Linked DNA regions of Homo sapiens: region 1 is linked to region 2. The links are chromatin loops, found by intact Hi-C in ENCODE. Cell type or tissue: MCF 10A. All regions are shown on one strand. Links, peaks and the distances in the headings refer to the core of each region. The heading gives the core; the rest is flanking DNA.

What was found. Peaks named below come from ENCODE experiments on the same cell type or tissue, not always from the same donor. Only the 100,000 strongest peaks of a DNase experiment are listed, where the experiment ranks them.
Region 1: it touches region 2 in a loop (6-fold over the local background); 1 of 110 quality-filtered maps calls a loop at or near these places.

The regions. Positions count from the first base shown.
Region 1 is chr3:43,697,764-43,702,157 of GRCh38, reverse strand. It overlaps ABHD5 (abhydrolase domain containing 5, lysophosphatidic acid acyltransferase), which reads right to left. Exons shown (of 7, transcript NM_016006.6): 2 at 2,797-2,882. Among named protein-coding and RNA genes, the nearest start is that of ABHD5, 9.0 kb to the right of the region's middle. In MCF 10A, for the core only: a CTCF peak has its summit at 2,000 (motif pointing left); no DNase peak of the experiment used is centred there.
Region 2 is chr3:44,063,687-44,068,080 of GRCh38, reverse strand. The region is part of intron 2 of LOC124909489 (a long non-coding RNA gene); the gene reads right to left. Among named protein-coding and RNA genes, the nearest start is that of MIR138-1, 48 kb to the left of the region's middle. In MCF 10A, for the core only: no CTCF peak of the experiment used is centred there; a DNase peak (open chromatin) is centred at 2,560.

The DNA.
Region 1 (4,394 bases), core at 146-4,145, 370 kb after region 2:
TATTCTCAGAGCAACCAAAAATTACAAATCATCTAGTATCCAATCTCATGATTTTAGCTTGTATTGTCAGCTATTTTTAAAAAGTACACATTTTATTGAAGTAAATAATCCTAAATGACCATGTTTTACACCTAAAGGGGAAGACCTACCTCAGACAAACCTCAAGTAACCTGTGATCAAGGTCTTTGGCAAGTCATATTACCTTCTAACTTCTTTCCACATCTGTCAAATGAGGGTATTATACTCCTAGAAGTGAAAAGGAACTTAGTGGTTACCGAACCCATTATTTTAAGGTCTCTAGCTTTGCAGAGAATTTGTAGAATACTGTCAGGTGTTCTACAATTTCAAGGTGGTATTCTTTGGTTAACTTTGAGTTGAAGTCAGGCTTAAAGGCATCATTTTTCCTTAAAAAGTAGTCATGAATTTAGGGAAGGATTACTGGTATCTATGTTAAACATGTAAGTGAAACCTTAAGTCATTTCAAAAAAAGGTTGACAAAGTATTGTAGGAACTCCTCAGCATGACACACCAGGTAACTTGGGTCCAACTCTAGTAATCTCCTAGAAAAAGCAAATAGTCACAATTTTATAGACCAAAACTCTTTTTTACCTTTAATGTTGTGGAACTAAATACTTTAAACACTCCCAAAAATTGCCTAAAAATGAAATTAAATTTGAAATCATTTATATTTAACTATCAACTGAACAGCTGCATTTTTGATATACCCCTTAATTATTTATGCATATTCATATACAGTAAACAAGACACTGAAGAAACAGGAGTTTCTGCCTTTTAACCAAAGAAATAATATCATGTTTTGTATCCACATAGTGGCAGCAAAGAAGAAACCTAACATTCATTCAGAATATTAATGGAGCACAAGCCCTCAAGTTGGGGGAAATACCACTAGTTTAGAAAAGGGGCTGCTTTGGCTTAAGTGCCAAGCCAAACCACTTCAGCATTTTGAACACATACGTCTGTGTATTCCCATAAAAACCATCTGTATAACTATTAGAGAACTCACTCCACCGTAGCTTACTTTCATGTCTGACACTAAAGCAGAGACCAATTCACATTCCTATTTGCATCCCTAGAACCAAAAGGAAGGGAATCATTATGTCTGTTAAATGCATGAATTGAGAATCTAGCACCCCTTTTTTACCTCCTGATAAGAATTTTTTTATTTTGGTAAATCACAATGACATCTTTCTTAGTTTTGTAGAGAGCAAGTTTACCCAAGTATATGGAATAGAAGTTCATTATCATGTTAAAAATCCATGTAATAACTGGGCGTGGTAGCTCATGCCTGTAATCCCAGCACTTTGGGAGGCCGAGGCAGGTGGATCACCTGAGGTCAGGAGTTCAAGACTAGCCTGGTCAACATGGCGAAACCCCATCTCTACTAAAAATACAAAAATTAGCTGGGTATGGTGGCAGGTGCCTGTAATCCCAGCTACTTGGGAGGCTGAGGCAGGAGAATTGCTTGAACCCAGGAGGCAGAGGTTGCAGTGAGCTGAGATTGTGCCACTGCACTCCAGCTTGGGTAACAGAGCAAGGCTCCATCTCAAAAAAAAAAAAAAATTCATGAAAGATGGCTAATTATCCCTTCCTAAGGATATATCCAGTTATGGTCACTTACTCCTGAATCATTCAAATGCACAAACAAATTCATTAGTGGTAAAGAGAATGAAAAACAGGCATGTACAAACATCTGCACCTACATACAAAAATAACACATGAATATGAATGGTACTACCTAATCCACTCCTTTAAGTAGAATCAGCAGAACAAAATTGCACAATAAGTACCACTACTTAGAACTACACCCACAGATACCTTGGAATGCCCTGATGGTACAAGTTTGGGTAAATTTTAGTGCTCATAAGAAGGAAAAAAAAGGGGCTTCCACACCACTATAAATATAGAATCCTAGAATGCTAGAACTAGAAGGAATTCTATGGACCCATTCATTTTATAAGAATCCTACCCCTTCATTTTATAAGAAATGAGAAGCTGAGCAAAGTGACTTGTCCAAGATCTTGTAACCACCTAGTGGCAGATCTGGGCCTAGACCAAGTTACCTGGGTCCAGTCTAGTACTTCCACTATACAAGGCTGCTTGCTCTGAAACACCTAGAATCTGTTCTCAAAGCATAGTCTCAAGCAGAGTCAGGGGGGGTGTCCCTGAGACTCTTCGAGGAGATCCAGGAAGTCAAAACTATTTTCATCATAATACTAAGACTTTCTATTTTTCACTCTCATTCTCTAATAGGTATAAAGTAGTCTTCCAGAAGTCACATATGTGATTACCCATCAGACTGAAAGCAGAAGCAGCAACCTTATGTCAAGCTAGACATTAAAGACATTTGTAAACATGTAAACAATGTTTGGAAAGTATTTTTTTTCTTTTTTTGGTACAAATTTTATTTATTTTAATCTGTAATGGGTTTACTATTATTTTTAAAGAAATTAATAAATTAACATTTTTGATTATTCAATTTTAATTTCTAATTGTATTAGAAATGATAAATATTGATAATAAGCCCATAAACAAATCTCCTTGGGGTCCTTACTAATTTAAGAGTATAACAGGGGCCCAAGACCAAAAAGTTTTAGAACTCCTACCTGCCAGCCCCCGACATTCATTTCTGTACTTTCTAATGACAAGGAAAAGGAAAAAAGTTATTTTGCCAACAATGAACACACCACAGAATCTTACCTCCAGTTTCAGGGCAATGAGATATATTGGACCTATCTTAGTACACAGCTCATTTAACTTACAAGAAGAAAGCCTTACATTTTAACATCTTCTCTTCAGCTTCTTTAAGGTGTGATATAGACGTAGGGCACCATGTGGGGAGCCAACCAGTTAGCCATCCTGACCTAGAGCACCAAAAACAAAATAACAAATAGGTGAGTTCATGCTCTTCTCAACTACCAATTGTCACATGCACAGAAGAAAGGCAGCACAGGAAATTTACTACCTGTGTGATGGTAAAGCTATGTGTGACAAAAGTGACCTAACATGCACAAAGCATGGTGGTAAGTACTGGGATACAGATATTCAACTTCAGCCTGTGTACTTACAAGTAGATCTCAAAGTCCATCTTATTCATGGATAGTCAGATTCCAAATAAGCAAAAAGAGGATAAAATGGGAAGAACAAGAAAACACAAAAAATGCATTCCTCCCCACTGCAAGACAGCCTCTTATTGGGGTAGAAGTGCAAAAAAAGTTAAAGACCAGGAGTAGATTCATTTGAATGACAGTTTCACAGTGAATATAAAAGGTACCTCTATGGGGGTTGAGAAAAGGGGCACCTTATTAAAATCTGAGATCGACCATTTTTTGGGGAAAAAGAAGGCTTCAAATCTCATATGAGTAGTAACATACCCCTAACACAAATGTGGGAGGCTGGTCTGCGTACAATCTCCTTAGGGTGAACTGGTTAACTGTTAATAGAAGTACAAAAAAGCTTTGGGTTTCAGCAAACAGTAGATGAACAGAACGACCAAAGCATCCATCAGAAGACAGCACAACAAAGAACAAGGAAGCAGATCTGAGGCAGCTAGTGAGGAAAGGCATGGGGAGGCTGCAGTTGACATACTTTGCTTGTAGCCAACAAAAGAGAGGGTAAGCCTCAACTCCTGGCCTGGCAGTCACAAACCAAAAGCTTACTGTAATAACCTGACATAATGCAGAGCTTCAGTAGTCATTTGACAGTTAGCAAGGGCTCGGTGCATGGCTGGTATTATTTAAAATGAGAACTTTCTGATGAAAAAGAAATGAATTAGAAGAGGAAAAGTGAACTACTGCAGAGTCCAGATGAGAGGTAAGGGCCCAATCCAAGGCTTTGGCAACAGGGATAGAGACAAGAAGATGTAGTCAAAGAATATTTAAAAGGAAAACAGGTTGGATTTGATAACTGGTTGGAGATAAAGAAGTTATAATAAGGATTCCCAGGCGTCTCTCTTAGGTTACCACTATAATGACAGACAACACAAGAGTAAGAATAGGTGTGAGAGGAAAATGTGCTAAGTTTTGGAAGGGTTGTGTACCAACATCTAGCTTTTCTTACCTTTGTAGGTTCATCCTACTATATTTCCCTTCCCTGTAGAATTTATCTGGATATTACGTATAACAGGTACTCAATCAATAATGTTTGCTGAGTGATTAAGTCACTCACAATCCAGGGGATTCTCAGTCCAAATTATCCCCATTTCATAGATGTAAAAACTGAAGTTCAGAAATGTTAAGCACCAAGTCCAAGGGTATACAGCTAGTAAGTAAGTAAGTTTGATTCTGAGCCACTCCAAAGTGCTTTTTTCTCAAATGACTACCTTCCTTAAAATGTCTGAAGGGTTGCCCATTACCTACAGGATAAGTCTATATTTT
Region 2 (4,394 bases), core at 235-4,234:
TTTTATTAGAAATGAAGAAAGGGAGCAAAACTTAGGTTGTGATCTCAGAGTGTGAGGGAGGCATTTTTGGAAAAAGCATAGAAGAGCTTTTGAGAATTGAATGAGAAACATTTGATGTGGGACAGATTTTCTCTGAAAATGTGAGCAACCTGGTGGTTGAATTCTGTGCCCTGTGAAAAATACTGATAAGGACAGCGTACAGAGGACGGGGCCCCAGGCTCTCCAGCTGCCTGCAAGGAGGGGAAGCTTCCACCAAACGAGCCTCGGAGGTTGAGGGGCTGTGCTGGGGGAACTGCTGGCCCTAATTCTTACCCTCATCTCTGTCTTCTGCCACGTGCCTTTGCACTTCCTCCTGCTAAAGAGGGGAGAGGACCCTACTTCTGTGCTCCATCGTTAGGTTGGCCACGGAACTTGCTTTGGCCAATAGAGTTCAGCAGATGGATGGTGTACCAGTCTGGGGCCTAGGTCTTAAGGGACCTCAAGTGCTTTCACTTGCCTTCATGCTCTTCTGCCGCTGTTATGAGCAGAGCTTGTCTTGCTACCCTGCCAGTCCATGGGGAATGAGAGCCATGAGAAGCAGACCCACTCAGCTGACCCACCCAACCCTGGGCCAGCTGAGCCCTAGCTGCCCTGCAGCCCTGGGATAACACTTGAGTGCTGTGGAAGCCACTGAGTTCCAGCGGGTTCCTAACGCAGCCATGGCTGATGGTACAGGTGCCGAGAAGAAGTGGCAACTAGCACGAACCTCATCGGCAGCCAATTTGGCGCTCTGCTCAGGGCAGCTCCTTACTCCAGAAAACAGCTGATAATCCAGAGGACAGGACAACTTTAGTAAGGAGTCCTTACTGACTCCAATTTCATGATCCTTCTCTGACTTTCAGCCCTTTGCTCACATTCTTACACAAAATGAAAAGAGAAACTGGACTTTTAATCATGGTGGCTGGCTGGAAAAAGTGAAACTTTTGCTAATAATAAACACACAATCATTAAGGCTTTACCATGTCACATGCCCTTCACCCGGGTCTCCTGGTGCTTCCTAAACACTTACTCATTCATCATCAGGAGGCCTGAGGCTTCTGCTCACTCAGCAGCAAAGACAGGCAGCTAACTCTTGGCCTGAGGGACCTTCTCGTAGGCTCCGGAGTTAATGGTTTTCTCAGAGGGAAGGAGGACAAGGAATTATCCATGGTCTTGTTGAAGAAGTAAGGCACTGACTGTAAATAATTTCCTATCCAGCCAACTGCTTGCCACATCAGAGCCTGGTATGGGTCTTAATCTTCTGCTTCTTTCTGACTGTGTTATCTTAGGGAAATTTTCAAATTTTCTGAGCCTCAGTTTTCTCAACATAAATCCTTAAGAGTTGCTGTTGGTGTTACAGATAATAACTACGTAAGAAAAAGCTGACCCTGTGCTTACACATGTAGGTACTCAAGGGTAGCTATTTTGTTCATCAGAGCACAGAGTAAGCAGGGTTGCCATGTGCAACCGTGTAGGTTGTTAACTGCACAAAGACTCCTGGCCAAGGAGGTAAATGGGGCTGAAATGCATCCTGAGCCCCACAGGCCTAGTCTTGCCTTCTGTGTGGCCTGCTGCTGTCCAGAAAGAAGGGTTCCTGTTTCTAATTTGCACAAAGGGTACATAGCAGCCCTAAGAAAAAGTCCAGGGTATTGAAGGTTAAAGATAAGTTTGTGCTGAAACTTCTCTGAAAGAAAGTGAAAAATGATCACTTTACTTAGTGACTTGCAAATAATTACACAGCTTAACAAAAAGTTGCCAGTTAATTTTCCATTTGTCCTAAAGATTCCAACTCAGTAGGTCTGAGGAGAAGCCTCAGAATCTGCGCTTCTAGTCAGCATTCTCAGTGTTGTTTATATAGATCTAGGTTCGAGAACCACTGTGATGTTTCGGGTTCCTTTGACCCAGGCCTGGGCTCTCAGGACGTAAGAGCAGGTCAATCAAATGAACAAACAGGAAATCATCTGCAGCAGTTCCAGTGTAAGTTCCAGGGTTAAAAATCCAGAAATACCCCCTGTGTCTTGTTAACAAGAACTTTAGTGGACCAGGGCCTCCCAGTGGTTGGGCTGGGGAAAGGCCGTAGCATTAAAGGGCTGCATGGCAAAAGGGGTGCATGGCAGCTTGGGAGGTGGCCGGGGCCCTGACAAGGAGCCTCTGAAGCACACTAATGATAGGAAAGAGCCTGGCCACCGAAGGCAATTACAGAGGATGAAGCATCACACAAGCCAGCAAGGCGGGGGAGTGCAGGGGGATCTTATTATCCCTCTGTCTTGCTTAATAGGAGTTAATAGTTGGAAGGGAATAAAAGAATGGTGTGTGAAGTTTAGTGCCAATACAGTCTAATATGCATGCTATGTTTTTATTTCAAAGAGGATAAAGGCCCAAATTTTATACTGAAAACAAATGTTAAAAATTAATTATAAAGAAGACACCAGAGGGCCTCAAGCCTGTTCCCTGGGTGACTGATTAAATGCCTGCCTCATTTAGACTGGTATAAACCCAATCTCTTGGAAGAAGGCCAAAACTATTTGCCAACGTCCACAGAGACTCTCCAAGAAAATGATCCTGGTGCCAGGAAAGAGAAAAACATACTCACCACCGCTGCCCGGAGCCAGCCACCGCCACAGGGTGGAATCCAGTCATGGGCAGGAATGCAGAATGCTGCTGCAAGGTCAACGTGGGTCAAGAGCATCCCTCATCACCTGAAACTGATTATCAATGAACGAAACAAATAAGGCCATTCAGGCCTGGGAGAAAAGCAGTCCAAAGAGTTCCTTCTCTCTGCAGGCTCTGAGTCGGGGAGGTGGGGACTTTTTTTTTTAATCCCTGGATTTTGTTTGGTTTGAGACTATCTTCCCAATTCTCAGAATGTGCAAGCTCTAATTGAAAATTTTAGAACAGGAATTAAGCCAATGACTCCATTATCTTTTGAATTTTAAAATTACAGTTTAATGGCAAGATAACATTTCCTTGTTAAAATAAAACTAAAAGATTTCCAAAAATGCTGACATCCCCCTTCAATACTCCTCACTCCCAAACCCTAGTTCTTTCTTTTCGCCCCAAAGGTAACTGCTGTTAGCAGTCTGGTGTGGGTCCTTTCAGACCCACAGAAAACACGCAAACACATAGAACTGTTTTGTAGAGTATTTTTTCGCTGATGATATTATACTGGGCATATTTTTTGCAACTCACATTTTTCATTAAACCACAGGTCTCAGAAGTCGATTCATGTTGGTACATATGCTAATTGCAGCACAGTGTTCCAAAGTATGTATACAATTACTCCACATTCAACAGAAAAAAGTCCATGTTTCTTAGACTGGTATTTAGGGATGTTCATAATAAGGTCCTGACCTACATTTTCCAGTTTATTTCTGCCAGCTCCACACCCCACCCCCACTTCGAAGTAAACTATACACAAACCAAAAGGAACCATTTGCAGTTTCCCACAGGGATGGGCAGGCATCTCCATGCAGGGCTATCTGTATCCTCAGTTCCTCCTCATCCTGCAAGGTCAGCTCCCAGCTGGCAGTCATGACACCTTCCTTGGGACTTCTAGTTTACTTTATATGCCCTTATATAGGGTCCTTACCACTGTGGCTGGGCATTCAAGTAATTGAAGGGTTATTCTTACTTTTCCTTTTTAGTCATGAACTCCTTGAGGGGAGGAGTGTGTACCAGAGATACAACAGGGACTTGGCAAATTGTTGTTGAATTTTTTTTTAAAAAGAAGCCAAATCTTACACTGATTCTCTATATTGCTACGGGGAGGAGGAAGAGCAAAAGCTCAACTAGAAGTTGGACTATGGATACAAGATCATCCTTCCTTCCATCTGAAGGGCAGCAGAATATGCCACCCCAAAATATGTTTCTTTGGCACATGGATGATTTTGAGCTAAAGGCCATTGAGAAACAGCCGACGCAGGCAAAGCTCCAAAAACAGGGCACAAGGTTTTCTTCTGTAAAGTAAATTTACACTCACAAGGAAAGTTTCCATTTGTAAAAGATGTCTTCCTCTTCCTGGTAAGGGAGAGGAGTTACTTTATATGCTCATGTATAGGGTCCTTACCACTGCTGCTGGGCATTCAAGTAATTAAAGGCTTATTCTTACCTTCCCTCTTTAGTCTAGTGTTCCCAGCCCAGAATCCATAAGCCCCTTTTCCTTTAGCCTAAGATGTTTTATAAACCCAAGTTCTGACCATCCCTCTGGTTACTCATCACTGGGTGCACCCATGTGTACACCAACAATACATATGTTAATAAATGTCTTTATTTTTTGAATAAGTTGTGAAACTGTCATTTGCCAGTTTAATTTACAGGGATCCAGTTGCAGAAACTAAGATGAGGAAACTAAGATTGCCTCCCCTACACTTATCCAT